Regions from separate parts of the Homo sapiens genome. Here region 2 is linked to region 1. A link is an interaction called in ENCODE POLR2A ChIA-PET data of the cell type or tissue named here. Cell type or tissue: HepG2. All regions are shown on one strand. Each heading gives the region's core, and the rest is flanking DNA. Links, peaks and the distances in the headings are about the cores only.

Region 1 (15,666 bases), core at 5,550-8,049:
TCCTTCATGAAACTGGCTACATATGTGCATCGCTTAGCCCGGGGCCGGCACAAAACAAGAGCTGGATAAACGTTAGCCGCTTGTATTGAGAGGGAAGTGAGCCGGTGGTGGTGCTGCATGCCTGTAGTCCCAACTGCTTGGGAAGTGAGGCAGGAAGATTGCTTTAGCCCCAGGAGTTAGAGGTTACGGTGAACTAAGACTGCGCCACTGCACTCTAGCCTGGGCGACACAGCATGAACTGCTCTTCAAAAGGCGGTGGGGATTCTAACTCCTGTCCCTGGAATCTGGGTTGGTCTCAGTGACTTGCTTGACCAAAAAGTGGTAGAAGGGACATTCTGGGATGTCTGAGGCTCAGGCATGAAAAGCCTTGCAGCTTCGGCCTGGGTCTCCTGGACTGACTACTCCTGGGACATTCCCTCCTGGAGCCCTGCCGCCATGTCACACAAGGGGCCACACTCTGGCCAGCAGCCCCAGCTGAGCTGACAGCTGACAGCCAGCGCCTGTTATCATCGCCATGGTAAGGAGCTGTCTCAGATGTTTAGCCCCGCTGACGCTGCAACCACCGGAGACTCCAAGTGAGGACCACCCAGCTGAGACCCATCAGCCGGCAGCCCACAGTGGGGGTTAGTAAATTACTGCTTCAGGCCACTGCACTTTAGGATGGTTCACTACTCAGAAGCAGATAATGTGAACACTTCCCCAGGGAGTCAAGTGCTTTCAGAAACATATGCTGTTTTCTTGGATGAAAAATTGTCTTTCTAGTGATTATCCAGGAAGGGTTCACACAAATGGGATATCAGGGCTGGTGGAAAGACACGAGTCGGACACCGTTATGAGCCCAAGTTCCAGACTGTGCATAGAGCCAACTCCTAAGCCAGGTAGCCTTGACCTGAGAGCTTCCCAGCACCTCCTTCCCCTTCCCCACTGACCCATGGCTTCCTCCTTCATTCTCCTCTTCTCATCATTCCTTTCCCATTCCTTCACACATTTCAAGCTGCTATTCCAAAACTACCACCATGGAAACACGGTCAGGTTCTTAGAAACCTAACCCATATTGGGAAATAACAGTGCGGCGAGAGGTGGAGGCAGCAGGAAAATTCTAGGCTAACATCCTAGCTGGCCACCAGGGTGCGGTCTCAAAGTCCTCATGGTAGGAAGGTAAGTTTATCTTCATTTTACACACTAGGGAAAATAGACTCCCTCAGTAATTAAATACCAATTAGCTCTTAAGAAAAATGCATTTTCAAAATTGTATTACTGTTCAACAGGGAAATAGGATTTAATTTAGCTTTTTTTTTTTTTTAATTCACAAGAGCGCCTGCTTTGACACCACCTAGCGGGAGCCACTGTAGGAACGGCAAAGCCAGGCCTGACCCCGCTTCTCGTAGAGCCTGGGTGGCAGCCAGTGCTGTCACTGTTCCCACATTCCCACGCCGGTGTCTGGGAGGATGTGGGGAGAGATTATAATAGTATGTGTCATTTCTGCAGTATGCCTGATTCATTTCCAGATGTGAAATAGTCACTGGGATCACTATAGTTCCTAATGCCTTTCTTTTTTTTTTCTTTTTTTGAGACAGAGTTTTGCTCTTGTCACCCAGGCTGGAGTGCAGCGGTGCGACCTCAGCTGACTGCAGCCTCCGCCTCCTGGATTCAGGCAATTCTCCTGCATCAGCCTCCCAAATAGCAGGGATTACAGGCGCCCACCACCATGCTCGTCTAAGTTTTGTATTTTCAGTAGAGATGAGGTTTCGCCATGTTGGCCAGGCTGGTCTCGAACTCCCGATCGCAAGTGATCCGCCCGCCTCAGCCTCCCAAAGTGTTGGGATTACAGGTGTGAGCCACCGTGCACGGCCTAATGCCTTTCAAGAAGTTTTCTGTGGCAATTACACAAATCTCCCTGAATCCTTATTTAGTTTGTTCATCTACTTGGAAAACAGCCTTCCTTTATACTAAGTCAGTAGTTCCCAAACTTGTCTGTACCTTAGAATCACTGGGGAACTCTGGAAAATTCCAGACCAGGCTGGGTACAGTGGCTCATGCCTATAATCCCAGTACTTTGGGAAGCTGTAGTGGGAGGATCACTTGAGCTCAAGAGTGGCCAGCCTGGGCCACATAGTGAGACTCTGTCTCTACCAAAAAAAAAAAAAAAAAAAAAAAATTGGGCACAGTGGCATGCCCCTGTGGTCCTAGCTACTCGGGAAGCTGAGGTGGGAGGATTGCTTGAGCCCAGGAGGTTGAGGCTGTAGTGAGCTGTGTTTGTGCCTCTGCACTCCCACCTGGGTGACAGAGACCCTGTCTCAAAAAAAAAAAAAAAAAAAAAAAAGAAAGAAAGAAAATGAAAAATTCCAGAGCAGTGAGTGAAGTCATAGTCATTGGCAGTGGGGCACAGGCTCTGCAGGTGATTCCTACGTGCTCCCTAGTTGGAAACCTCAGTGCTAAATGACCCCAGAAGTAGATGCGGCCCTCAGCCATTCCCTAGGCAGGCACCCTTGTGTGCATCTGTTGCCTTCTCTCCAGAAAGCAGCTTTTCTTAAGGGATAGCCCGAGGCCAAACTCAGGAGTCCTCTTAGTACTTACCACATCCGAGCGTGGTGGCACGCGCCTGTAGTCCCAGCTACTGGGGAGGCTGAGGCAGGAAAATCACTTGAACCAGAGAGACGGAGGTTGCAGCGAGCCAAGATTCCTTTTTAAATAGCGGACATTTTAAATAATAATAATAAAAAGAAAAATAAATAATCTGTGGTGAAATTCACATAACATCTTAAAGTGCATAATCAGTGGCATTAAGTACACTCACAACGTTGTGAAACCACTACGTCTATGTAGTTCCAAAACATCTTCATCACCCCAAAAGGAAATCCCATGCCCAGTAAGCAGTTCTACCTCATTCTCCCTCTCCCCAGAGTCTCTGGCAACCACCAACCTGCCTTCTGTCTACAAATTTGCTTATTCTGGACATTTCGTAGAAATTGACTCATACAATAGGTGACCTTTTGCATCTGGACTCTCACTCTGCGTCATGTTTTCGAAGTTCATTCACGCTGTAGCATGTGTCAGGACCTCATTCCCTTCTATGGACAAATAATATTCCATTGTGTGACTAGGCCACATTTTCTTTATCCAGTCATCCATCAACATTTGGGTTGTTTCCACCTCTTGACTATTGTGAATAATGCTTCTATGAACATTCCTGGATGAGTTTTTGTGTGGACATGTTTTTATCTCTCTTAGGTACAGACCAGAACTAGAAGTGGAATTACTAGGTCATATAGTAACCCTATGCTTAATTTTTTAAGGAATCTGAGTCTCTCATTCTAAAAGACATTTTTCTCAAGCACCGGTTGGTAAATCTGGCTTAGTTTTCCACATCTGTGAAGACCATTTTCATGGGTGACATGCCAGCCTTCCTTGAGCATACGTGACACGCAGGCTGTTGGTTTAGAACTAGAATTAGGTTCCTGCTGTTCTGCTCAGGGTCCTTGCAGATGAGAAACCCCTGCCACACTGCCCTCCTGCAGCAGCCGTCACCCAGACAGCCACCCAACCATGCTTCTTTTTTTTTTTTTTCTGAGACGGAGTCTCGCTCTGCTGCCCAGGCTGGAGTGCAGTGGCACGATCTCGGCTCACCACAAACTCCACCTTCCAGGTTCAAGCAATTCTCCTGCCTCAGCCTCCCAAGAGGCTGGGACTACAGGCGCGCACCACTATGCCCAGCTAATTTTTGTATTTTTAGTACAGATGGGGTTTCACCATGTTGGCCAGGCTGGTCTCGAACTCCTGAGCTCGTCATCTGCCCGCCTTGGCCTCCCAAAGTGCTGGGATTACAGTCGCGAGCCACCGCGCCCGGCTCCAAGCATGCTTTTAAAAACTAAATTGATCAGGTGTGACTCATGCCTGTAATCCCAGCACTTTGGGAGGCCGAGGTGTGCAGATTGCTTGAGTCCAGGAGTTTGAGACTAGTCTGGGTAACAGAGTGAGACCCAGTCTCTAGAAAAAATACAAAATAAAAAAAAAAGTAGCTGGGGGTTGTGGTGCGTGACTGTAGTCCCAGCTACTCAGGAAGCTGAGGTGGAAGGATTGCTTGGGCCCAGGAGGTGGAAGTTGCAGTGAGCTGGGATAGCGCTACTGCACTCCAGCCTGGGTGACAGAGTGAGACCCCATCCGGAAGAAAAAAAAAAAAAGATTTGAGGCGGAGGTTGCAGTGAGCTGAGATGGCGCCACTGCACTCCAGCCTGGGGTGACAGAGCAAGACCCTGTCTCAAAAAAAAAAAAAAAAAAAGACTCAGGCCTCCGAGACAAGCACGCTCTTCAGCGTCCTGGGCTTTGCTGTGGCTCCTGGCTCCCGCTCAGCCTTTCCCAGGCGGCATGCTCCTATACCACTAAAGGCTGCAAATTGAGGTGACAGATCTGCTAGTGGGACTGCACATGCCTCTTCCCTCAGGAATGACACGCCTGCCAAGAGCTGAAAGGAGGCAGAGCCAACCCTGAGTTTATCATCTTTTGCAGTTATTGAGTGTTTTCTTTCTTTAGAAGCTCAAAATTCTCAATCTGAGAGTCAAGTAATGGCAGATACTTGTCACACGGCAATTGGAATCGGAACTCGGTCTTTTTTTTTTTAGGCGGAGTTTCGCTCTTGTTGCCCAGGCTGGAGTGCAGTGGCGCAACCTCAGCTCACTGCAACCTCCGCTTCCCGGGTTCAAGCAATTCTCCTGCCTCAGCCTCCTGAGTAGCTGGGATTACAGGCATGTGACACCACGCCCAGCTAATTTTGTATTTTTAGTAGAGACGGGGTTTCACCATGTTGGTCAGGCTGGTCTCAAACTCCTGATCTCAGGTGATCCGCCCGCCTCAGCCTCCCAAGATGCTGGGATTATAGGCGTGTGCCACTGAACCCAGTCTTAAATGGTTTGTGCTTGTTTGCAAATGCCGCACGTCCTGATGCTATAGATTTTTCTAGGCCATGCAGAGTCACGAAGACTGATGTGTCTTTTTAACTCTGCATTGGGACCATCTGTACCTCAAGGGACCCATCAGCCTGCTGTGCCCAGCCAGGAGGAGGTGGAGTGTTGGACGGTGCCTTTCCTGGCCCTCCATTGCTGCAATGCACCCGGCTCCCTCCCTGGGGTGCCGTGCTGCATCTGCCAGCGATTCCAATGGGAGAGGTCTGCCTGCGGGCATTTCTTGAGGATTTTTGTGTGCAGAACCTTGCTGATTATAGTTCTAGGGAAGATGCGAAAAGAGAAAAGAAAAGGTATGTCCTCCAGCCACTTGTATGCTCCTCACTGATCTGAAAGGAGCACTCTCTGGGCCCTCTCAATTTTTTTTTTTTTTTTTTTTTTTTTTTTTTTGAGATGGAGTTTTGCTCTTGTTGCCCAGGCTGGAGTGCAATGGCGCCATCTCGGCTCACCACAACTTCCGCCTCCCGGGTTCAAGCACTTTTCCTGCCTCAGCCTCCGGAGTAGCTGGGATTACAGGCATGCGCCACCACGCCCGGTTAATTTTTTTTTATATTTAGTAGAGACGGGGTTTCTCCATGTTGGTCAGCCTGGTCTCGAACTCCCAAACTCAGGTGATCTGCCCGCCACGGCCTCCCAAAGTGTTAGGATTACAGGCGTGAGCCACTGCGCCCAGCCCCTCAATTTTGTTTTTTAAAATAATTTCAGTATTAGCCTGCATGCGTTGAGGTATCAGAGACATTAAAATATCAAACTTGCAGGTCCCCTGAGGTCAGGAGTTCAAGACTAGCCTGACCAACATGGAGAAACCCTGTATCTACTAAAAATACAAAAATTAGCTGGGAGTGGTGGCAGCCGCCTGTAATCTCAGCTACTTGGGAGGCTGAGGCAGGAGAATCTCTTGAATCCAGGAGGTGGAGGTTGCAGTGAGCCAAAATCGCACCACTGCACTCCAGCCTGGGTGACAGAGTGAGGCTCTGTCTCAAAAAAATATGTTAACAAAATAAAATTAAAAAATCAAACTCTCCAGCCCTTATAAAGGTAATCACTTGGTTACCCATTCAGTTTCAAAATGGTGAGTTTCAGGCACTGCTAGGATCATCAAATGGTGCCTTGAAGGAAAAATGACATCTTAACTCATTCTCAAGATGCCAGTCACGTTGCCGTGATCAGGACTTTAGGGCAATGAGCAAAGAGAACAAGGAACTCTGCTGTCTGAAACAGCTCTCCTGTCGGATCAGCCTAGCGTCACTCCTGTAGCTGCACAAAAGCTCATGGGCACCAGCCTGGAATTAGGCGTCCCTTGTCCTAAGCACCCCTCCCCAGCCCCAGCTGTCCAGCCCATCCTGTCTAATCATTACTTAAATTACCAGGGTTGTGTCTGGAAAGAATTGAAGGGTTTGACCTTCAGAAGACAAGCCTCCAGGGGAGGGGAATTTCTATTTTTTGGCATGTGGATAATGAACACAGGGGAGGGCAATCCCTGCTCCGGGCTCCATGTCTTTTTCCAGCTTGTCAAAATAGGACGTCCACACCCTCCTTTGCCCCCAAGTCCCCCCACTAATTGGCATCAATCGAGGAAGTCTGAGCGACTGCATGTTTAGGTAAAAGAGGAAAGGGGTGGGGTGGGGCGCAGTGGCTCACGCCTGTAATCCCAGCACTTTGGGAGGCCGAGGCGGGCAGATCACAAGGTCAGGAGTTCGAGACTGGCCTGAACAACATGGAGAAACACCGTCTCTACTAAAAATATAAAAATTAGCCGGGCATGGTGGTGCATGCCTGTAATCCCAGCTACTCAGGAGGCTGAGGCAGGAGAATCGCTTGAACCCAGGAGACGGAGGTTGCAGTGAGCCAAGATTGCGCCACTGCACTCCAGCCTGGGTGACAGAGCAAGACTCCATCTCAAAAAAAAAAAAAAAAAAAAAATAGAGGAAAGGAGTGAACCCCTGAGTGGCCAGCTGGGTGCCTCAACGGGGTGTCTCCAAAGGCAGCTTGTGCTTGTTTGTGACCAGGGTGACAAAGGACTTCACTGTCCTGTAGCACAGATGAGGTTCCACCCTCAGGTGGGTGGAAACAGCCCAGGCCATTAGTGCAAATCCCCTGCCTGGCCCAGGGCCACGTTCAGCCCACTGTCTGTTTGCTTTGGGACCCACCCAAGGTCACATTTTAGCTTTTGAGAAATGTGAAAGTGGAAAACATTGCAAAACAAAAAGCCCCTGGAAAACTGTGCACACACCCATCCCCTCAGCCTGATGCTCCAGCTTGGCTGCTAGGAGATCAATGCAGCTCTGCCTTCCTGCTCCCTGTGCAGAGGTGCCGGCTCCTGCTTCCTGGTTCCCAGCTTTCCTTTTGGGAACTGCCTGAGGTGGTTTGACACACAGCTGTTGGGCTTCTCTTCCCTTGAGGTCTCTGAACCAGGGCACCCATGCAGGTAAACACAAAAGCGGAGTGGGGTGGAATGGGGGTGCTGGCTGTAGCCTCGGCAGAAGGGGACCCGCCTCTCTCCTCACGAGTATCCAGGATGTGGGACTGGATATTGACCAGACCAGAACCCACTTTGGGCCCACATGGGAGCTAATGTCAGCAGGGGCCTGTGGACTGTTCCCATTGAACGGCTCTTCCTGCTAGCTGTGGTTCTCAGTGTGGCTGGCCTGGTCCAGCCTGGCACAGGACAGGACCTGGGAGGGCCACACATTTCCCACCTCCATTTTGTGCCCAGGGGACCTGTGCCAGCAGCAAGCCCTTCCTGCAAAGCAGTGTGGGGAATTCTGCCAGGCTGCAGATGGATGGGCCGGTCTGCTTCCACCCCTTCCTCAGGTGCAAAGTTGGGGTTTTGCGATCCTGTAATTACTATGTTTAGCAAAGTTGCCAATTTCTCCCTTTAGGGTAATTTTCAAAAATGGAAACCAATTTTCTTTGTAGGGGCTTCTGCTGGATAAACCAACCACCACAAAGTCTACAGAAACATGTCTCCACCCCAGCCTCACTCCACAAATGCTTCTTTGGTGGAAGGCTGGTTCCTGGTTTGTGTTCATTTGGGTAGAGCTGGGGAGGGAGTAGGAGTCAGAAATGAAGGTTCTGGAGCCCAAAAGCCACTGTTCCCAGACTAAGTTTGCCTAATCATCTGTGGTTGGCAAAACCCCTCAAAGATGTCCACGTCATAATCACTGGAACTTGTGAGTGCGTGTTACCCTATATGGCAAGAGGGATTTTGCAGATATGATTACGGATTTTGAGAAGGGGAGATTGTCCTGGGTTCTCTGGGTGGGGTGAATGTCATCACAGGGTCCTTATATGAGGGAGGCAGGAAGGTCAGAGTCAGAAGAGTTGTGTCAATGGGAGCAGAGGTCACACAGAGATAGACTGGAAGATGCTATGCTGCCGGCTCTCGAGGTAAAGGAAGGGGCCCTGAGCCAAGGGATGCAGGTGGCTTCTAGAAGCCAGAAAAGGCAAGGGAACACAGCCCTGCAATTCATCTTATATTAGGTTGGTGCACGAGGAACTGTTTTTTTTTTTTTTTTTTTGAGACGGAGTCTCACTGTCGCCCAGGCTGGAGTGCGGTGGCGCGATCTCAGCTCACTGCAACCTCCCAGGCTGGAGTGCAGTGGCGCAATCTTGGCTCACTGCAACCTCTGCCTCCTGGGTTCAAGAGATTCTCCTGCCTCAGCTTCCCGAGTAGCTGGGACTACAGGCACACGCCACCACGCCTAGCTAATTTTTTATTTTTAGTAGAGACGGGGTTTCACTATGTTGGCCAGGCTGGTCTCAAGCTCCTGACGTCGGGTGATCCACCCGCCTCAGCCTCCCAAAGTGCTGGGATTACAGGAGTGAGCCACCGCACCCGGCCTGTTTGTTTTTTGAGACAGAGTCTCACTCTGCTGCCCAGGCTGGAGTGCAGTGGCACGATCTCAGGCTCACTGCAACCTCCGCCTCCCAGGTTCAAGCGATTTTCCTGCCTCACCCTCCCGAATAGCTGGGACTGCAGGTGTGCACCACCACACCCAGCGAATTTTTGTAGTTTTTAGTAGAGAGGAGGTTTCACTACGTTGGCCAGGCTGATCTCGAACTCCTGACCTCAGGTGATCCACCCGCCTGGACCTCTCAAAGTGCTGGGATTACAGGCATGAGCCACCGCTTCTGGCCTGGGGAAATTGCGTTTTTTGGCATTAAAAGTAATGGTATTAGCAACCATTCTAATACTTCTGATCTTCTGCAAGATAAAAAATTTGTGTTGTTTTAATTGTGTGTAGCAATAGGAACCTAATACCCCATCCAACACGACACTCAGCTTTGCTCTTCCAAAGACTGGGGAAGAAACCCATCTGCTCAGGAAGCTGAGGATGCCATACGCCAAGGTGTAAGATAACATCTGAAAGTCAAGGGAGCAGGAGCACAGGAAGTCTGGCTGCCAGCATAGGCATAAACAACTCCTCCCAGTAGATCACACCTTGGCAAGGCTGGGAGGATGGAGGCCTGGCAGCCAAAAACCCCTTTCCTCCTGTACCCTTAGGAGACTACACTATCTTCTATCAAGACCCCTGGTATTGTTACATCTTTTCATTCAAAACTTGAAACACTGGCCAGGTGCAGTGGCTCATGCCTGTAATCCCAGGGCTTTGGGCAGCTGAGACGGGATGATTACTTGAGCCCAGGTGTTTGAGACCAGCCTGGGCAACATAGGGAGACCACATCTCTACAAAAAATAAAAAAACAAAATTGGCTGGGCTTGGTGGCATGCACCTGTAGTCTCAGCTACTAAAGGGGATGGAGGTGGGAGGATCACTTGAGCCCAGGAGGTCGAGGCTGCAGTGAGCTGTGACTGTGCCACTGCACTCCAGCTTGGGTGACGATGTAAGACCCTGTTTCAAAAAAAAAAATAAATAAAACATGAAACACTGATTCACACTAGGGCCCTAATAACTCACTGGTTTTCCCTCCGAGTCATCTGTAGCAGAAAAAGAACAGGCCCACGGGCCCTACGGAAAAAGTTCCAACTCTTTCCCAGGGAGAGGGCCCTCTGAAGGTGAAGGCAGAGACGGGGACGACGCAGCAGCAAGACACGGATGACCAAAGGCTGTCGGCAAACCACCAGGACACAGGCCTGGGACAGAGTCACAGCCTCAGAAGGAACCAACCCTGCCAACACCGTGATCGTAGACTTCCCAACCTCCAAAACTGTGAGACAGTCAATTTCTGTTGTCTACGCCACCAGGACACTAATACAAATGCCTATAGATGCTGGGCAGGCAGCTGAGACAAATGGAGTGGGTAGGGCTGCAGCTCGCCACCTTGAGAGGGCTCTGAAGAGAATCACCCTGAATTGCAGCCACAGTCAGCAGCCTGGAGGTGAGGGCATGTGACAGGCAGAGCCCAGAGGCCCAGAAGAGACCTGGGTCCCCAGCCTCAGCAAGGACGACAAGGACAAGGAGACCACCCAAGGGATAGAGCTAGGGTCACCCCACCATACACTCATCATAGTCAAACCACTGGGGAGAATCAGAAACTCGGGCAAAGCACACACTCCCTGCAAGCAGCCAAGAATCTCGCATGACCAGTCTGGTCCTCTGGATCTCCACATGTGGCCACGTGTGGCGCGTGGCATCCCCTCCACCCCAATGCCTGGTATGGTCGACCTGGAAATGACATCTAGGAAACTGAGAATGGAAAGCCATGTGGGGGCAGCGCTAAGCTTTTTTTTTTCTTTTTCTTTTTTTGAGACGGAGTCTTGCTCTGTTGCCCAGGCTGGAGTACAGTGGTGCAATCTCGGCTCGCTCTTGGGTTCAAGCAGTTCTCCTGTCTCAGCCTCCTGAGCAGCTGGGACTACAGGCACCTGCCACCGCGTCCGACGAATTTTTGTATTTTTAGTAGAGATGGGGTTTCATCATCTTGGCCAGGCTGGTCTCAAATTCCTGACCTCGTGATCCACCCGCCTCAGCCTCCCAAAGTGCTGGGATTACGGGCGTGAGCCACTGCGCCCAACCAGCCCTAAGCTTTTTTTTTTTTTTTTGAGACATAGTCTTGCTCTGTCCCCAGGCAGGAGTGCAGTGGCACCATCTCAGCTCACTGCAACCTTCGCCTCCCGGGTCCAAGCGATTCTCCTGCCTCAGCCTCCCAAGTAGCTAGGATTACAGGCATGCACCACAACACCCAGCTAATTTTTGTATTTTCAGTAGAGACGGGGGTTTCACCATGTTGGCCAGGATGGTCTCAAATCTCCTGACCTCATGATCACCCGCCTTGGCCTCCCAAAGTGCTGGGATTACAGATGTGAGCCACCGTGCCCGGCCCCTAAGCTCAAAGAGCTTGTGAGATAGAACCTCCCCCTTCCCCGGTCCTTGCAACCCCCTAGGCAGTAAAGTACCATAAAAAGGGAAAAACCGGAGTGGTGGCTCATGCCTATAACCCCAGCACTTTGGGAGGCCGAGGCAGGCGGATCACTTGAGGTCAGGAGTTTGAGACCAGCTTGGCCAACATGTGAAACACAAACTCTACTAAAAATACAAAAATTAGCTAGGTGCAGTGGCTCACACTTGTAATCACAGCTATTCGGGAGGCTGAGGCAAGAGTATTGCTTGAAACCGGGAGGCAGAGGTTGCAGTGAGCCAAGATCGCGCCACTGCACTCCAGCCTCAGCCTGGGCAACAGAGCGAGACTCTGTCTCAAAAAAAAAAAAAGGGAAAGAAGTTGAGGTCAAGGAAGACCTTGAGGCTATGCAATTAGGGAGCTGAAATCTCCTAGGGAAGGTAGCTTCAGGGAAGGGTGAGATGGCAGGAATCCTCTCCTCATAAAAGCAAGTAATTTGCCATCTGGCAGCCTTGACTCCAAGTTTCTGGAGAGCTGGGACCAGGCCAGGTGAATGCCTGCTTTCTTTCTCGGGAAAAGAAAAAAGGGGGTTCTCAGGTGTGTCTCCCTGGGGAGGCTGCCCACAAGGAAGGGGAGGCTGGGGAAGTTAGAAAAAGTCTCCCACCTGTGAAGCAGATTACCTGCAAGCCAAGCTCTGGGTTGGTGATCAAATCAGACCTCTCTGCCGGCCCAGGCCTGTTCCCAGGCCCACGGTGGGCCTTGCTGAGCACAGCGGCTGCTCAGCTGTTTCCAGACTCAGGATGAAGCCTGGGGAGGGCTTGGAGCTGCTTCCTCTTTCTTTTTTTTTTTGAGATGGAGTTTCGCCCTGTCACCCAGGCTGGAGTGCAATGGGACGATCTCAGCTCACCACAACCTCTGCCTCCTGGGTGCAAGCAATTCTCCTGCCTCAGCCTCCCAAGTAGCTGGGACTACAGGTATGCGCCACCACACCCGGTGTAGAGACGGGGTTTGAGACGGGTTTCTCCACGTTGGTCAGGCTGGTCTCCAACCCCCGATCTCAGGTGATCCACCCACGTCGGCCTCCCAAAGTGCTAGGATTACAGGAGTGAGCCACTGCGCCCGGCCTGCTGCTTCCTCCTCCTCAGGGAGACGCCACAGCTCTGCGGCAAGCAATCCACCAGGCACCAGATCCCCAGATACCTGCCCTTCAGGGAGAAATAGCCTGGGATACAGAGAGGCCCAGAGGGGAGCTCTGGCTGGACTTGGCTTCTCAGCGTGGGGTCTGGGTTCACAGGTTTGCTTCTCTGCTTTGTGGGGAACTGGTTGGAGGCTTGTGCAAGCCTCTTCACCTCTCAGGGTTTCAGGCCCCCCCAACTCCTTCCCGCCTTGTCCTTTTTTCTTTTTTAAAAAAGGAAGTAAAGTACAGTGGGAAACGGGCCAAGCTGGCAGCTTGAGAGATCCAAGTGCCCGCCCCCCGACCCGCAACCGTGGGAAGGGGAACCATCTTGCTCTTGGCCAATCCTGCCTCTCTGAGCAGGGATGCAGCTGGGGGAGTTTCTGGAGATAGGATCAAATTCTTTAGAAAGGGAGAAGGGGAAAGGGGTCTGGAGAAAGGCAGCCTGGGTTGGGGGAAGTGAATGACAAGAATGAGGGGGGCAAAGGCCTTGGAGGTGAGGGGGGCAGGGGGTTAGGCGCCAGGGAGGACAGAGGACCCATTGTGCGGCCTGGAACCGGGGCCAGAGGGCTTTGCCCTTCGCCTCCCTCCCGCGGGGCCTTCCAGAGCCAGGAGGGGAGCTGGGGCCCGGAGGCGTTGGATAAAGAGCCCGTGCCCCGCCTCCCCTTGCCAACTCAGTTTGCAGTCAACCCCGCCCCCGCCCGCTCCGCGGACTCAAGGCTGGTGGTAGTGGGCCTGGAGGCGCAGGATCCGACCTTTCTGGGGCCCCAGGAGGAAAAAAAAAGGGGGGACCCTGAACCAGGTGGGCTTTATCACCACGAACTCACAGTGCTTCCCTGTGCCTCAGTTTCCCCTCTTCAGACTCTATGGCTAATGACAGAGCTTTTCAGATTTGGTGGAAATGCTCTCCGGGGCGGGGAGCAGACGGGGAAGGCTGCCCCAGCTAATCTCCGCAGCCAGTACCCTCGAAGGCTGAGATCTCGGGGAGCACAGCCTCCGATTCGCGTTTTCTAGGCACCAAAGTCCCTCGCTGGAGGAAGAGGAGGGGAAGAAGGCAGAGGAGAGGGGAGGGGCGGACGGATCTGGTCCTGGGCTCCCGCGCGGAGCCCCCTCCTCCCACAGCCGCCGCTCGCGTCCCCGCAGCGCATGACCGCGGCACTGCGGCTGCAGGGCTCTCTCCCCCGCCCGCGCCGGATTCCTGGAGCAAGGGGGTGGGGGGCTCGGAGGTGCAGGACCCATCATTCCGACACGCGCCGCGACGCCAGGAGTCGGGGATGACGCCCCTGCTCCCTCCCCTCGTTCCTGTTTCTCGGAGTTTTTCGACCCCTGAGCGCGTCGCTGAGTCACCTTCCCGGAACGCGCTCGGGACGCTCTGGACCCAGCGGGGACTGCCCGGGGGCCGCGCAAGGCGAAGGCGCACCCGCCGATACGCGCGCGGAGCTGCGGCCCCAGGGACCCCGCGTCCCAGCCAGTGCCCCCCGACCCGCCCGGGGACTCTCGGGTCCCGCCCGTCTGACCCCCCAAGTGTTGGGAAACGGGGCCGAGCTGCCTGGGTCCTCCGGAAGAGAAGACACCGCGGAGGCGTGCCGGAGTTCAGGGCGCCGCCCGGCTAATTGGCTGCGTGCTCCTCCTGGACCTGCCTCTTCTCGACTTTAAGAAGCGATGAGAGAGGTGTGTGGGGGCGGGTGGGGCCGGCGGGGGCGCGCGAGCCCCGCAGCCTCCCGCAGGGGCTTGGTTTCTCCTAACTCTGGCCCTACCTGGGCAGGTCACCAATGGGCCTTGGCAACTTCTTCCTCCGTCTCCGCCGTAACCCCCCAGGGATCTAACTCGAGGTGCTCGCGGACACGTTCTGTGGCTTGCCGCGATAAGTGTATCACAAACACACTGACAAACGCGTCCCTACTGGCCTCCAAAGAAGTGACAACTTCTGAGCGCGTTTCCGGCGCCCCTTCTTCACGCTGAGCCAGAGGGGGCGGGGGGCACGTACCACATGCTTGGCTTTCCAATCCCGACGGGGGCCCCCAGGCCCATCTACACTGTCAAGCCTCCTCTCCGGCTCGGAGCCCCCGGCCTGTCGCCTGCTCTACCCGGGACAGCGCGCTAGGCGGCCTCAGGCTCGGTAGCCCAGCTGCAGCGTCGGGAAGTTAAAAATAACCTCCGTGGGAGCGCGGGGGAGGAAGAAAGAGGGAAGCTGGTGGGCGGCGGGCGAGACGCCCCGGCCTGGAGAGGCGCCCCGGGTGGCGTGCGGGCCTCGAATTTCGGGTGGGCTAGGGCAGAGCGCGCAAAAGGGGCGCTGCATCCCGGCGCCGACAGCACCCGCGGGGGCGAGGTCGTGGCGTCGAGGTGAAACCAAGGGTCCCCCGGGAGAGCGGAGCCGCGCGCGCCCGGCGCTCGCTCCGACACGAGTTCGCGCGGAGCCCGCGCCTCCGTCTGCGCTGCGCGGTCGCTTTCGCGCGCCCCAGACACTGCGCTCGCGGCCGGGCCCGGGACTCCGCGCCTCGCGGCCTGCCGCCTCAGCTCACCCGGCCAGGTCGCGGCGCCGCCTTCTAGCCAGACGCCTAGGACGAGCGGCGGGGGCGCGCTTGCCGCTTCCTAGGACCCGGGCGGGAACCAGCTCGTGGCCCGGCCGTGGGCGCGGGCCGTGCCGGAGGCGGCGCGCTGAGGCCGGAGGCGGGCAGAGGCCGAGGCCGCGCCGGGCTCAGGTTCCACCCCCGGGAGCGCGGGGCGGAGCCAGGCCGGCGCCGAGGCTCAGTGCCCTCCCCGCTCCGCGGCGCCGGCTGCGAAGTTGAGCGAAAAGTTTGAGGCCGGAGGGAGCGAGGCCGGGGAGTCCGCTCCAGCGGGGCGCTCCAGTCCCTCAGACGTGGGCTGAGCTTGGGACGAGCTGCGTTCCGCCCCAGGCCACTGTAGGGAACGGCGGTGGCGCCTCCCCAGCAAACCGGACCGACTGGGTAGGGCCGCCCACCCTGCCTTCGCGCCGCTCGTGGCTCCTGTGCGGCCCGCCCTCGCGGGGCCCCGGGAACTGGGCCACTTGTCGCTTGGGCGAGAGCAGGCGGCAGCTGGTGGCCCGGTTCGGGCTTGGCTTTGGCGCGACCCGGGAGCGGCTCCCACGAGCGCCGCGCGCGTCGCAACGGAGCGGGGCCCTGAGAAGCGCGCGCCGCGGCTCCCACCGCTCTGGAGCTCCGGGCAGGGGACACGGCAACCTGGATGGCTGGGGCAGGGATCCTCTCCCAGAAC
Region 2 (13,252 bases), core at 7,972-10,471, 120 kb before region 1:
TTTATGCTTCATCCATGAGAACATCTAAGAGCTCTTTGAACATTAAGTTAGCCAAAGCATGTGCAGCCCTCACACAGTTCCTGACATACAGCGGGTGCTCAATGAATGCTAACTTTTTTAATTAAAAAAAAAAAAAAGCTGGCTGGGCATGATGGCTCATGCCTGTAATCCCAGCACTTTGGGAGGCAGAGGCAGGCGGATCACTTGAGGCCAGGAGTTCAAGACCAGCCTGGCCAACATGGTGAAACCGCTTCTCTACTAAAAATACAAAAATTAGCTGCATGTGGTGGTGGGTGCCTGTAATCCCAGCTACTTGAGAGGCTGAGGCAGGAGAATTGCATGAACCCGGGAGGCAGAGGTTGCAGTGACCCGAGATCGCACCACTGCACTCCAGCCTGGGTGACAGAGCGAGACTCCATCTCAAAAGCAAAAACAAAGCAAAAAAAATCCCTTCTTTAACAAAGAGATTAGCTTCCAAAAAAATAATTTTTAAGGCTAGGCGTGGTGGCTCACGCCTGTAATCCCAGCACTTTGGGAGGCCGAGGCAAGCAGATCACGAGGTCAGGAGATCGAGACCATCCTGGCCAACATGGTGAAACCCCATCTCTACTAAAAATACAAAAAAAAATTAGCCAGGTGTGGTGGCGGGCACCTGTAGTCCCAGCTACTTGGGAGGCTGAGGCAGGAGAATGGTGTGAACCCAGGAGGCAGAGCTTGCAGTGAGCCGAGATTGAGCCACTGCACTCCAGCCTGGGTGACAGTGAGAGACTCCGTCTCAAATAATAATAATAATAATAATTTTAAAGTCAGAGTTTCTGGATTTCCAAGTCAGGATATGTATTTGAGAGTCTGCCCAAGATGAAACCGAGGTCCACGCACTTCCCATACCAGGTGAAGGCAGAGCCCAGGGGTTTCGATTTCCTGAGACATCACTTTTCTGTGTTCATTGAAACTCAAAATGCCAGAAACATGTCTCCCTTATCACGTGTGGTGGCTGCTAAAGGGCCAGAGAAAAAGATAGCCCAGCCCTGCTCCTTCTTAACAAAGTACTGCCAACAAGTCACTGCACTAGAAGAAAGCAAGGCCCCTAATCGGCCCTCTTGCCCCTGCTGTCTGGATTAGCCATCTGTGGACGTGTGTGGTGTGTGTATTTGCGGATGTGTGTATTTGTGGGTCAGAGTTTGTCTGCCATTGTTTTGGGGGGTTTGCTTTTTGTTTTGAGATACGGTCACCAGGCTGGAATACAGTGGCATGAACGTGGCCCACAGCAGCCTCGACCTCCTGTGCTCAGGCGATCCTCCCACCTCAGCCTCCTGAGGAGCTGGGACTAAAGTGCGCCACCACACCCGGCTATTTTTTTTAAGAGATAGGGTCTCACTATGTTGCCCAGGTTGGTCTCGAACTCCTGGGCTCAGGTGATCCTCCCGCCTCAGCCTCCCAAAGTGCTGGAATTATAGGCGTGAGCCACCGTGCACGGCCTTCTGCCATTGTTAACTTCTCACTTAAGTGCCATTTGCTAACTAGAAAGAATGTTCAAGTTCACTGAGTTGGGGCCAGCTCTCCAGGGCTCATAGTTCAGGAATTTTGCCAGCCAGTTGTTAAATTGTTGGTAGCGTAATGGGAGTATTTACAACACAGAAACCATCAAATGCTGCAAATCACAGCTTCCTCCCATTCTCCAGAGCCAGTTTACCAGCATACCCCTGGTCTTAGGTTTCTTCTAATCCCCCAGAAGGGCTGGGTACATTGCTTCCCATATAGAAAGTGCTCACTAAATGAATGACTATTTAGTTGTTGTTGTTGTTGTTGTTTTGAGACGGAGTCTCCCTCTGTAGCCCAGGCTGATGTGCAATGGCGCAATCTTGACTCACTGCAACCTCTGCCTCCCAGGTTCAAGTGATTCTCCTGCCTCAGCCTCCCGAATAGCTGGGATTACAGGTGAATGCCACCATGCCCAGCTAATTTTTGTATTTTTAGTAGAGATAGGGTTTCACCATGCTGGTAAGGCTGGTCTTGAACTCCTGACCTCAGGTGATCCACCTGCCTTGGCCTCCCAAAGTGCTGGGATTATAGGCGTGAACCACCGAGCCCAGCCAAGAATAGTCATTTTTGAGCAATGACTCTGTCCAAGCACTTTGGAATGCGTTGTCACCCGAGCTGGAGTGCAGTGGTGTGATCACAGTTCACTGCAGTCTCAACCTCCTGGGCTCAAGCGATCCTCCCACCTGAGCCTCATTTAATCTTCAAAACAACCCTAAGAGATAAGTATTATTGTTCCCACTTCCCAGATGAGGAAACTGGAACTCAAGTAGGCACAGGGAGCAGGAACTGGCCCCAGGTTCTTCCAGGTTCAAAGTCCTACATTTTACCCATGGATCATCATCTCACCAGCCTCTGTGGGGAAAGCCTGCCTGGGTGCCAGCCCTACTGCCCACCAAGCTAGCGGAGTGATTCTCCCAGGGTGGTGCCAGTGACAAAGGGCAATGCATGGGGACGTCTCCATCATTGTCACACCACCACCTCCACCTTCACTGTGCCTCTCTCTAGGTTTAATCTTTCTTCCTTTTCCTCCTCACTTCCCTCTGTATTATCAATCTCCTTCCTGTATCGGGACTATTTCCTCAACAGGCCCGGGGAAGCTCTTGTCTATGGAAGTCCTCTTTGGCCTTAAGCTTCCCTCTAAGAGCTCCAGCAGATGAGTAACCTGTCCTCCTGCAAACACTGCCATGAAGTGCGTAGGCAGCTGCCTGCCTTCAGGGCTGGATGGACACCCTGTTTCCTTGCTCAATCCCTTCTGATGACTGGACTCTGTACACAGTGTGGTCAGTGGGTCAGCTCTGATCTGGAAGCTCCCAAAGGCAGGACACAAGATTTTCTCTGACTGTTCCCAGGCCCCAGGGCGTGTTGGGCACGGGAGCGTGTGGCACGGATGTTGTTCGTGATGAGGCATATTCTAGTGGTTTCCCAATTCGGTTGTGTACAACCCAGTGCTCTAGTGTTCAGTAAATACTTCCTTCCTCTTTAGGCAGAACACTGGCTCTGTGTTTTATTAACAGCACCTCATGCCTGGCCCAAAGAATGATTTGTGTGGCTTGGGCTGTTGGGGTCAGAAATGGCATTCATTCATCATTCACTCTGGAGGTGCTGTGTTTCTGAAGGAGAAGGGGACCTATCCTGGCAAACAAATCAGGGGCTTTATGGTAAACAAACTCCTCTCTTCCCAGCACTTGTTTCTTGCTCTCTGTTTTTGATTTTCTCTCTCTTTCACTTTTTTTTTTTTTTCACTATACCCGGGCTTCCTGAGTTCCTGACAATTTCTAAAGCCTCAAGCATGATCTCATCAGAAACTCTGGCTTCTTTTAACATTTCTTTCCCTTCTGCTGAGTCCTAGTCCATTTAAATTTCCTCTGTGACTCTGGGAATTTTTTTTCCTTGAGACACAGTCTCGCTCTTGTTGCCCAGGCTGGAAGTGCAATGGGCTGATCTCAGCTCACTGCAATCTCTGCCTCCCAAGTTAAAGCGATTCTCCTGCCTCAGTCTCCCAAGTAGCTGGGACTACAGGCATGCACCACCATGCCCGGCTGATTTTGTATTTTTAACAGAGACGGGGTTTCACCATATTGGTCAGACTGACCTCAAACTCCTGACCTCAAATGATCCGCCCACCTCGGCCTCCCAAAGTGCTGAGATTACAGGCGTGAGCCACCGCGCCCAGCCGGACTCTGGGATTTAAAGATAACCAAGTGAAAATAGGTTCATCCTCTTTGACTCACAGCCTGGCTGCCTGTGGAGGCAATGAGGAGCTGACATTCACCTGACCCCCGTCCTCTACTTTCGGGTATGCAGAGGCTCTCTTTTGCTGCCCGCGTCAAGTTAGAAGAGGCCACATGATTCTTCGGGACAGTGAACCATGAACAAAGGTGTACTGCAGTCATGTGTTGCTTAAAGACCCGTATACGCTCCGAGAAATGCGTCATTAGGCGATTCTGTCGTCGTGTGAACATTCTAGAGTGTACTCACACACACCTAAATGGGCTAGCCTACCACACACCTAGGCCATGTGGCATAGCCATTGCTCCCAGGCTACAAACCTATCCAGCATGTTACTATACTAAATACTGTAGGGAATTGTAGCACAGTGGTGAAGTATTTGTCCATCTAAACATAGAAAAGCACTTTGGGAGGCCAAGGCGGGCAGATGACTTGAGGTCAGGAATTTGAGACCAGCCTGGCTAACATGGTGAAACCCTATCTCTACTAAAAATACAAAAATTAGCCAGGCATGGTGGCAGGTGCCTGTAATCCCAGCTACTCAAGAGGCTGAGGCAGGAGAATCGCTTGAACCCGGGAGGCGGAGGTTGCAGTGAGCCGAGATCAGGCCATTGCACTCTAGCCTGAGGGACAGAATAAGACTCCGTCTCAAAAAAAATAAAAAATAAATAAATAAACATAGAAAAGATACAGTAGAAATACAGCATTCTAATTGAGTGGGCCCACCTTCACAGACGCAACCCATCATTGACAGAAAGGTCGTTATGCAGCGTGTGCTGTGCTCCCAGGCTAAGCGTTTCATTGCCGATGCTCAGCTCTTCAGTCCTCTCATTGTCTGCTGGCATGTTCCATATGGTGCAAAGTGCCAGAGAGGACATCGTTATGGCTTATGGCTTGTATATTGCAGCTACTCAAATAAAAAAAATTATTAATTTGGGAGATAAACTGGGAGATCAAGGTTCCAAAGGAGGAGAGGTTCGCCCCAGGGTCACATACAAGGGGAGCAGTGGAGAAACTGCATGGGCTGTGAAGGGGGCTGTATTGAGGATTTCACCAGTGGCTGGGAAACGGTGAGCTAGGAGACGTCGACGTCTTCAGAGGAGGATCAGGACTTGGGGGAATTTGTGGGTTCCCTGGCAGCCTCACAGTGGTTGTCAGACCCTTCCCTCTTTGGAATGTGCCATCACAAGGCATTACATGCAATAGGTGTAATGACGGTGCACTAGCAGGCACACAGTAGGGAGACTGACCTAATGCACAGTAGGTAGACATTAGTGCATTAACACACACACATAGTAGGACTGACTGTCAGCATACTAGCAGGCACACACAATAGCTGGCAGGCCTTGACCACGGACAGAGTATTTTTCTCTACACTGTGGAAGAATATCTGAGGTCCTCTTGAGAAGCGTGAACTACATTCAGCTAATTTTTTATATTTCGTAGAAATGGGTTCTTGCTTTTTTGCCCAGGCTGGTCTTGAACTCCTGGGCTCAAGCGATCCACCCGCCCACTCGCCTCAGCCTCCCACAGTGCTGGGACTATGGGTGTGAGCCACCGTGCCCAGCTCTGCATTTTATTTTTTGAGAAAAAACAATCATACACCCAAAGTGTGTTTATAATTTACATGCACAATTAAAAAAAAAAAGACAGAGGCCAGGTACGGTGGCTCACACCTGTAATCTCAGCACTTTGGCAGGCTGAGGCAGGTGGACCACCTGAGGTCTGGAGTTCGAGACCAGCCTGATCAACATGGTGAAACACTGTCCCTACTAAAAATACAAAAATTAGTTGGGCACAGTGGCTAATGCCTGTAATCCCAGCTACTTGGGAGGCAGAGGCAGGAGAATCACGTGAACCCGGGAGGTGGAGATTGTAGTGAGCCGAGATTGCACCATTGCACTCCAGCATGGGCAACAACAGCTAAACTCCGTCTCAGAAAAAAACAAAACAAAACAGGATCTCGCTCTGTCACCCAAGTTGGAGTGCTGTGGAGATCTCGGCTCACTGCAGCCTCGTGCCTCTCAGGTTCAAGCAATTCTCATGCCTCAGCCTCCCGAGTAGCTGGAATTACAGGCGCATGCCACCACACCTAATTTTTGTATTTTTAGTAGAGACGGGGTTTTGCCATGTTGGCTAAGCTGGAATATACACAATTTAAAGAATAATAAACAATCACCTGTGTCCCCGACACAGAATTTAAGAAGTCCAAGACCTTTGAAGACTCTTGAATGACCTCTCCCAGATGCATATCCTCCTTTCTTCACCAGAGACTCAGTATCCTCCAATTTGCATTAATCGGTCCCTTGCTTTTCATTGTCATTTAATCCTATACATGTGTATCCCTGAGCAATGCATTGTGGGTTGGCACATTGATTCCACTGCATATGTGACCCAGTCCCTCTCCCTAACTTCTGGTGGGTGAGCTCAGTGGAGTTCTCTTACCAAGGTAGATTCCTCCAAGCAAGGGCTGGCCCTTTTTCCGTTTTCTGTGACCTCAGACAGCGACTCTGACCCAAACGAGCAACCACAGGTCATAAGGAGATAATCCAAGAAGGCTCCTTAGAGCAGGGAAAATTGAACCTGGGAAGGATTTGGATAAACAGGAAGGGGAAGAAAGGGAATTTTTGGAAGAGAGAACAGTGCAAACCAAAGCAAGTTCATAGCCACACACATTCAGGGCATCTGTTGGGAGCCTGTGGGGGTGCTAAGTTTGGACAGGCAATGGCTGGAATGAACGTGCTCTGGGCAGTGAAGGAGACGGGGTGGGGGGCATACATCCTTCATCCATGAAAAGCGGCACATGCTGTCAGGTTGGCCCAGAGATGCCTCAGATTCATCAGGTAAGGCTCAGCCATACCGAGGTAACAGACAGTTTTCCTTCTCACCCATACAAAGGCGGCTGCAGTGACTCAAGAAAATCTCCCCTTGGGGCAGTAATATCATGACCCATATGGGGAATCTTCCCTCCTCTCTCCCAGCTGTGAGTTGACAAACTGTAGCCGTGAAGCTGCTGCCAGTTTTTGTAAATAAAGTTTTGCTGAAAATTAGCCAGGCATGCTGGTGCTCCCCTGTGGTCCCAGGTACTCAGGAAGCTGAGGCAGGAGGATGGCTTGAGCCTGGGAGGTCCAGGCTGCAGTGAGGTAAGAAGGAGCCACTGGACTCCAGCCTGGGTGATTGAGACCCTGTCTCAAAAAAAATTTTTTTTATTGGAACACAGCTATAGAAATTTTTTTTTTTTTTTTGAGACTGAGTCATGCTCTGTAGTCCAGGCTAGAGTGCAATGGCGCTATCTCGGCTCACTGCAATCTCCGTCTCGCAGGCTCAAGCAATTCTCGTGCCTCAGCCTCCCAAGTATCTGAGATTACAGGTGCCCGCCCCCACGCCTGGCTAATTTTAAGTAGATACAGGGTTTCACCATGTTAGCCACGCTGGTCTCAAACTCCTAACCATAGTGTGTCCGGAATTGGTGGGTTCTTGGTCTCACTGACTTAAAAGAATGAAGCCGCCAACGTTACAGCTCTTAACGTGGCGCGTCTGGAGTTTGTTCCTTCTGACGTTCAGATGTGTTCAGAGTTTCTCCCTTCTGGTGGGTTCGTGGTCTCGCTGGCTCAGGAGTGAAACTGCAGAACTTTGCTGTGAGTGTTACAGCCCTTAAGGTGGTGCATAGCACTAGCAAGATTTATTGCAAAGAACAAAGCTTCCACAGTGTAGAAGAGGATCAGACCAGGTTGCCACTGCTAGCTCCGGCAGCCTGCTTTTATTCTCTTATCTGGCCCCACCCACATCCTGTTGATTGGTAGAGCCCAGTGGTCTGTTTTGACAGGGCACTGATTGGTGCGTTTACAATCCCTGAGCTACACACAAAGGTTCTCCACGTCCCCACCAGATTAGCTAGATACAGAGCGTCTACACAAAGGTTCTCTAAGGCCCCACCAGAGTAGCTAGATACAGAGTGCCGATTGGTGCATTCACAAACCCTGAGCTAGACACAGGGTGCTGATTGGTGTGTTTACAAACCTTGAGCTAGATACAGAGTGCCGATTGGTGTATTTAGAATCCCTGAGCTAGACATAAAGGTTCTCCAAGGCCCCACCAGAGTAGCTAGATACAGAGTGTCGATTGGTGCATTCACAAACCCTGAGCTAGACACAGGGTGCTGATTGGTGTGTTTACAAACCTTGAGCTAGATACAGAGTGCCGATTGGTGTATTTAGAATCCCTGAGCTAGACATAAAGGTTCTCCAAGGCCCCACCAGAGTAGCTAGATACAGAGTGTCGATTGGTGCATTCACAAACCCTGAGCTAGACAGGATGCTGATTGGTGTATTTACAATCCCTGAGCTGGACATAAAGGTTCTCCACGTCCCCACCAGACTCAGGAGCCCAGCTAGCTTCACCCAGTGGATCCCGCACTGGGGCTGCAGGTGGAGCTGCCTGCCAGTCCCGCGCCGTGTGCCCGCACTCCTCAGCCCTTGGGTGGTCGATGGGACTGGGGGCTGTGGAGCAGGGGGCGGCGCTCATCGGGGAGGCTGGGGCTGCACAGGAGCCCACGGAGGGGGTGGGAGGCTCAGGCATGGCGGGCTGCAGGTCGCGAGCCCTGCCCCGCGGGAAGGCAGCTAAGGCCCGGCGAGAAATTGAGCGCAGAGCCGGTGGGCTGGCACTGCTGGGGGACCCAGTACACCCTCCGCAGCCGCTGGCCCGGGTGCTAAGCCCCTCATTGCCCCGGGCCGGCAGGGCAATGAGCCCTGCCATTGGTGCGGAGCCCGCCAAGCCCACGCCCACCCAGAACTCCAGCTGGCCTGCAAGCGCCGCGCGCAGCCCCGGTTCCCGCTCGCGCCTCTCCCTCCACGCCTCCCTGCAAGCTGAGGGAGCCGGCTCCGGCCTTGGCCAGCCCAGAAAGGGGCTCCCACAGTGCAGCGGTGGGCTGAAGGACTCCTCAAGTGCCGCCAAAGTGGGAGCCCAGGCAGAGGAGGCGCGGAGAGCGTGCGAGGGCTGTGAGGACTGCCAGCACGCTGTCACCTCTCAATAGGTGATCTGCCCACCTCAGCCTCCCAAAGTGCTGGGATTATAGGCATGAGCTACGGCACTCGGCCACAAATTAAAATTTTTTATTTTGTAGTACAGACAGGGTCCCACTATGTTGTCCAAGCTGGTATTGAACTCCTGGGCTCAAGTGATCTGTCCACCTCGGCCTGAATAAAATGATTATACTGCCATTTCTTGATTTATCAATTTTAGAAATTATTTATTTTCAATTACAGTAGATCAATATTTACATACTTAAAACTGCTACCTCTACATCTGCTTCCCACCCACCATCCTGCAGGGCGCACCCACGGAGATGGGGCTGAGACCTGGCCTGGGCAGCTGGGGGCCTCTTGGGGCACTGGTACATGTTCGTAGTCCCAGCTGCCCAGGAAGCTAGGGCAGAAGGATCACTTAACCCGGGAGGTCGAGGCTGCAGTGAGCTGCATTGCACCACTGCACTGCAGCTGGAATGACATTGAGACACTCTTAAAAAAAAAAAAAAGGGCGGGCCAGGTGGGAAAGCTGCCTTGTATCTGAAGTCAGTGCCTGCCACAACAATAGGCCTCTTGTGTTTTGGACATGAAGCTATAGTGGCCTAGCTCCAGGCCCATCCATTTCTGTCCTCCCCAGAGAAAGTGGCTGGGAGTCCTGAGTCTGAGCAGATAACTAAGGACCCCTGAGAAGGAGGACCCTCCTTAGAAAGCTTTTACTTCTTGTCTTTTCCTTAGCAGAGAGGCAACCTCCTGTGTCCAGCCAAGTGTCTCTTTGAAAAGATTGCCAGCGCTGGGCATGGTGGCTCATGCCTGTAATCCCAGCACGTTGGAAGGCCAAGGTGGGCAAATCACCTAAGGTCAGGAGTTAGAGACCAGCCTGGCCAACATGGTGAAACCCTGTCTCTACTAAAAATACAAAAATTAGCCAGGCGTGGTGGTGGGCGCCTGTAATCCCAGCTACTGAGGAGGCTGAGGCAGGAGAATCGCTTGAATCCAGGAGGCAGAGCTTGCAGTGAGCCGAGATCGCACCACTGCATTCCAGCCTGGGTGACAGAGCAAGTGTCTCAAAAAAAGAAAAAAAAAAAAAAAAAAGAAAGATTGCCAGGGACTCACCTACCATTAGACACACCTAGCAAGCAGAGGCAGGGCCACCTTATCACTGGGTTGGCAGGTACAGGACAGAAAGTACTCACCAGTCAGAGTGCTGCTTTTAGGAAATGCCATTAACTGTGCTGGGAGTGGTGCGGCCTTTGTCCCTTGTGGGACATGTGACAATTGGTGAAAAATGTAATCTGGCATAAGCCAGCAATGAATTCATCACTGGGGAATTGGCTTTCACCATCCTGCTGCTTCCAACAGCACAGATAAGCTTTTGTATCTTTTCAGTATCATTGAGGGAGAGCTAAGGGGGACTCCAGGGGGCGGACAGGGCTTACAAAGTCGAATGTGATCATTAAGAGAGCCAGCTCTGGAAGCAAACACCAAGTATCTGGGCTCAAATCTCAGCTCCCTGAGCTAGCGAGTGATGTTGGGCAAATCACTTAGCGACCCTGACCTCCTTCATTTTCCCTTTTATTAACTGGGGATATGCAGAGTCCCACCTAATTGGGTAGTTGTGAGTATTAAATGATGTAACCCAGGCCAGGCATAGTGGCTCACACCTGTAATCCTACCACTTGAGGAGGCCGAGGCAGGTGGACTACTTGAGCCCAGGAGTTTAAGACCAGTGTGGGCAACATAGCAAGACCTTGTCTCAAAAAAGAAAAAAAATTATTAAACGATGTAAAATCCAAATATAGCACAGAGCTGGGCTCTTAGTGTGTTCCCAATAGACAGAGCTCTTCTCATCACCCAGGAAGACTGGGATATGCCTGGAGTAGAAGCAGCCCTTCTGCTCAGTTTCCTTCCTCTTTGAGGCAAAAGAATAGACACACACACACAAAAAATGGCTAGGCGCAGTGGCTCATGCCTGTAAACCCAGCACTTTGTAAGGTCAAGGTGAGAGGATCGCTTGAGGCCAGGAGTTCAAGACCAGCCTGGGCAAAAAAAATAAAAATAAAAATCAGCCAGTTGTAGTGTTGTGTGCTTGTAGTCCTAGCTTCTTAGGGGGCTGGGCTGGAGGATTGCTTGAGCCCAGGGGAGTTGAGGGTTGCTGCAGTGAGCTACTACACTCTAGCCTGTGCAACAGAGCAAGACCGTGTCTCAAAAAAAACAAACAAACTGGCTGGGCATGGTGGCTCATACCTGTAATCCCAGCACTTTCAGAAGCCGAGGCGGTCAGATCGCTTGAGGCAGGTAGTTCGAGACCAGCCTGGAAAACATGGCAAAACCTTGTCTCTACTGAAAATACAAAAATTAGCCGGGTGTGGCAGCGCATGCCTGTAGTTCCAGCTACTAGGGAGGCTGAGGCACGAGAATCGCTTGAACCCAGGAGGCAGAGGTTGTAGTAGCCGAAGTCGTACCACTGCACTCCAGCCTGGGTGATAGAGCGAGAAGTTGTCTCCAAAAAAAGAAAAACAAAGCATAAATTTGCAAGGAAAAATAGCAGCAAAAAATAGGTTATGTTAAACAAACAAAGGCTAGCAATAGCGTTGGAAATCCTCAAAAGGAGAAGAAAACCATCGCACCACCAGTGCCTCCTGGACCCGAGCCTTCAGGGAGTGTGTGAGTCCAGCCTGGCCCAGCTGCCTTGGCGCTGCTTGTTTTCATTGTCTTCTTATTGGCCCTTTCCCATTCTCCTTCTCCTCTCAACACCTTTCTACTTCTCTTGGCCACCTTGTCCTTTTGTCCTGGCATCTTGAAGAAACAATAGGGAAGCAAGAAATAAAAATTAGAGGATGGAAAAAAGAAAGGAAGAAAGGAAAGGAAAGGAAGGGAGGGAGGAAGGAAATGAGCTTTTGGATCAACCAAACCTGAATCGAATCCCAGTGCTACCATCAGTCAGCAGGGAAAAGCGAGTGTTCATGACCTTGAGTGGATTTTGTTTCCTCTCTGAGCCTTGGGCCTATTGGGAGTTCTGAGAGCCCTCAGATTCCATCTTTCAGCTTTGTTGGATCTGTTTGGATTTAGGGAAATAAGAGGTGGAAAGGAGGAAGAAAGGAACAAAAATTTATTTTTATTTTTTATTGTCATTATTTTTGAGACAGAGTCTCACTCTGTCGCCCAGGCTGGAGCGCAGTGGCACGATATCGGCCCACTGCAACCTCCACCTACGGGGTTCAAGCAATTCTCGTGCCTCAGCCTCCCGAGTAGCTGGGATTACAGACTACAGGCACGCACCACCACGCCTGGCTAATTTTTGTATTTTTTTTTTTTTTTAGTAGAGACGGTGGTTTCACCATATAGGCCAGGCTGGTCTTGAACTCCCGACCTCAAGTGATCCGCCCGCCTCGACTTCCCAAAGTGCTAGGATTACGGGTGTCAGCCACTGCGCCCGGCCAGAACAAGAATTTAACGCACTGCAGAGATGGAGGTTGGGAATGCCAGTTCTCTACCCTTCCCCCAAACCCATTACCCAAGAGAGCTGGTGTCCTTTTCTCCCCATCCCCACAGAGGCGGGGAGGGTTCACTCATTTCAAGCATCTCCAGTGGAACTCTTAGTGCCCTCTATAGATCTTTTGGGGAAGGGGCCCTTTGAGAGTCCCACGGAAGTGACAGCTGCAGCGGGAAGGGAGGTAGCATGGGTGAGCTAACCACTGCCTCGCTCCACCGCTGGACACTCTTCCCCTCCACTGTCCCTCAGCAGCCCCATCTGTGAAATGAGATTCTGGATTTGGGGGAGGATTGAAATGAGTTAATAGACATTCAAGTCTTAGAGAGCTGCCTGGCTCACAGGAAGTGCTTGGTAACTGGCAGCTGCTTGTTATGGTCCGGCTATTGTGTGCCTGTTTCAGGACTCATTCAATGACTTGCATTCACAACAACCTTGTCATCCGGGAACGGAGGAAATACTGCTAAGATTGTTTCTCTTCTTGGTTGCTGCCTCACCGCTTGTCCTGGAGCCCAGACCATTGATGTAACAAGGATTTTCTTTCTGAGGATACCATGTTTTATTTGTGATTCAAGCCTTTTTTTTTTTTTGAGATGGAGTCTCGCTGTGTCACCCAGGCTGGAGTGCAGTGGCACAAAATCGGCTCACTGCAAGCTCTGCCTCCCAGGTTCATGCCATCCTCCTGCCTCAGCATCCCGAGTAGCTGGGACTGCAGGCGCCTGCCACCATGCCTGGCTAATTTTTTGTATTTTTAGCAGAGACAGGGTTTCACCATGTTAGCCAGGATGGTCTCGATCTCCTGACCTCGTGATCCACCCGCCTCGGCCTCCCAAAGTTGCTCTATTTTACCTACCATACATTGTCCTCTCAGATTAAAATAATAGTACCTTCAGTTAATAATACCTTGCATTTAGGAAGTTGCTTTCCTCCCATCAGCTCAAAGCCCTCTACAAACATGACCTCATTC

What was found. ChIA-PET counts read pairs that join two places held together with the same protein. Peaks named below come from ENCODE experiments on the same cell type or tissue, not always from the same donor. Only the 100,000 strongest peaks of a DNase experiment are listed, where the experiment ranks them.
Region 2: POLR2A ChIA-PET joins it to region 1 with 7 read pairs; 9 of 35 experiments call an interaction of 5 or more read pairs at or near these places.

The regions. Positions count from the first base shown.
Region 1 is chr17:76,369,427-76,385,092 of GRCh38, forward strand. It overlaps SPHK1 (sphingosine kinase 1), which reads left to right and starts at 15,183. Exons shown (of 6, transcript NM_001142601.2): 1 at 15,183-15,380. RefSeq lists silencers at 13,821-14,110, 14,131-14,270, 14,851-15,550. In HepG2, for the core only: no CTCF peak of the experiment used is centred there; DNase peaks (open chromatin) are centred at 6,325 and 7,065; H3K4me3 peaks cover 962 bases.
Region 2 is chr17:76,249,415-76,262,666 of GRCh38, forward strand. LOC105371896 (a long non-coding RNA gene) reads right to left here. Exons shown (of 6, transcript XR_007065913.1): 1 at 13,189-13,252; 2 at 11,708-11,850; 3 at 11,040-11,591; 4 at 6,217-6,354; 5 at 4,498-4,678. Among named protein-coding and RNA genes, the nearest start is that of UBALD2, 9.3 kb to the right of the region's middle. RefSeq lists an enhancer at 2,696-2,765 and a silencer at 12,574-12,868. In HepG2, for the core only: no CTCF peak of the experiment used is centred there; DNase peaks (open chromatin) are centred at 9,327 and 10,097; H3K4me3 peaks cover 1,312 bases.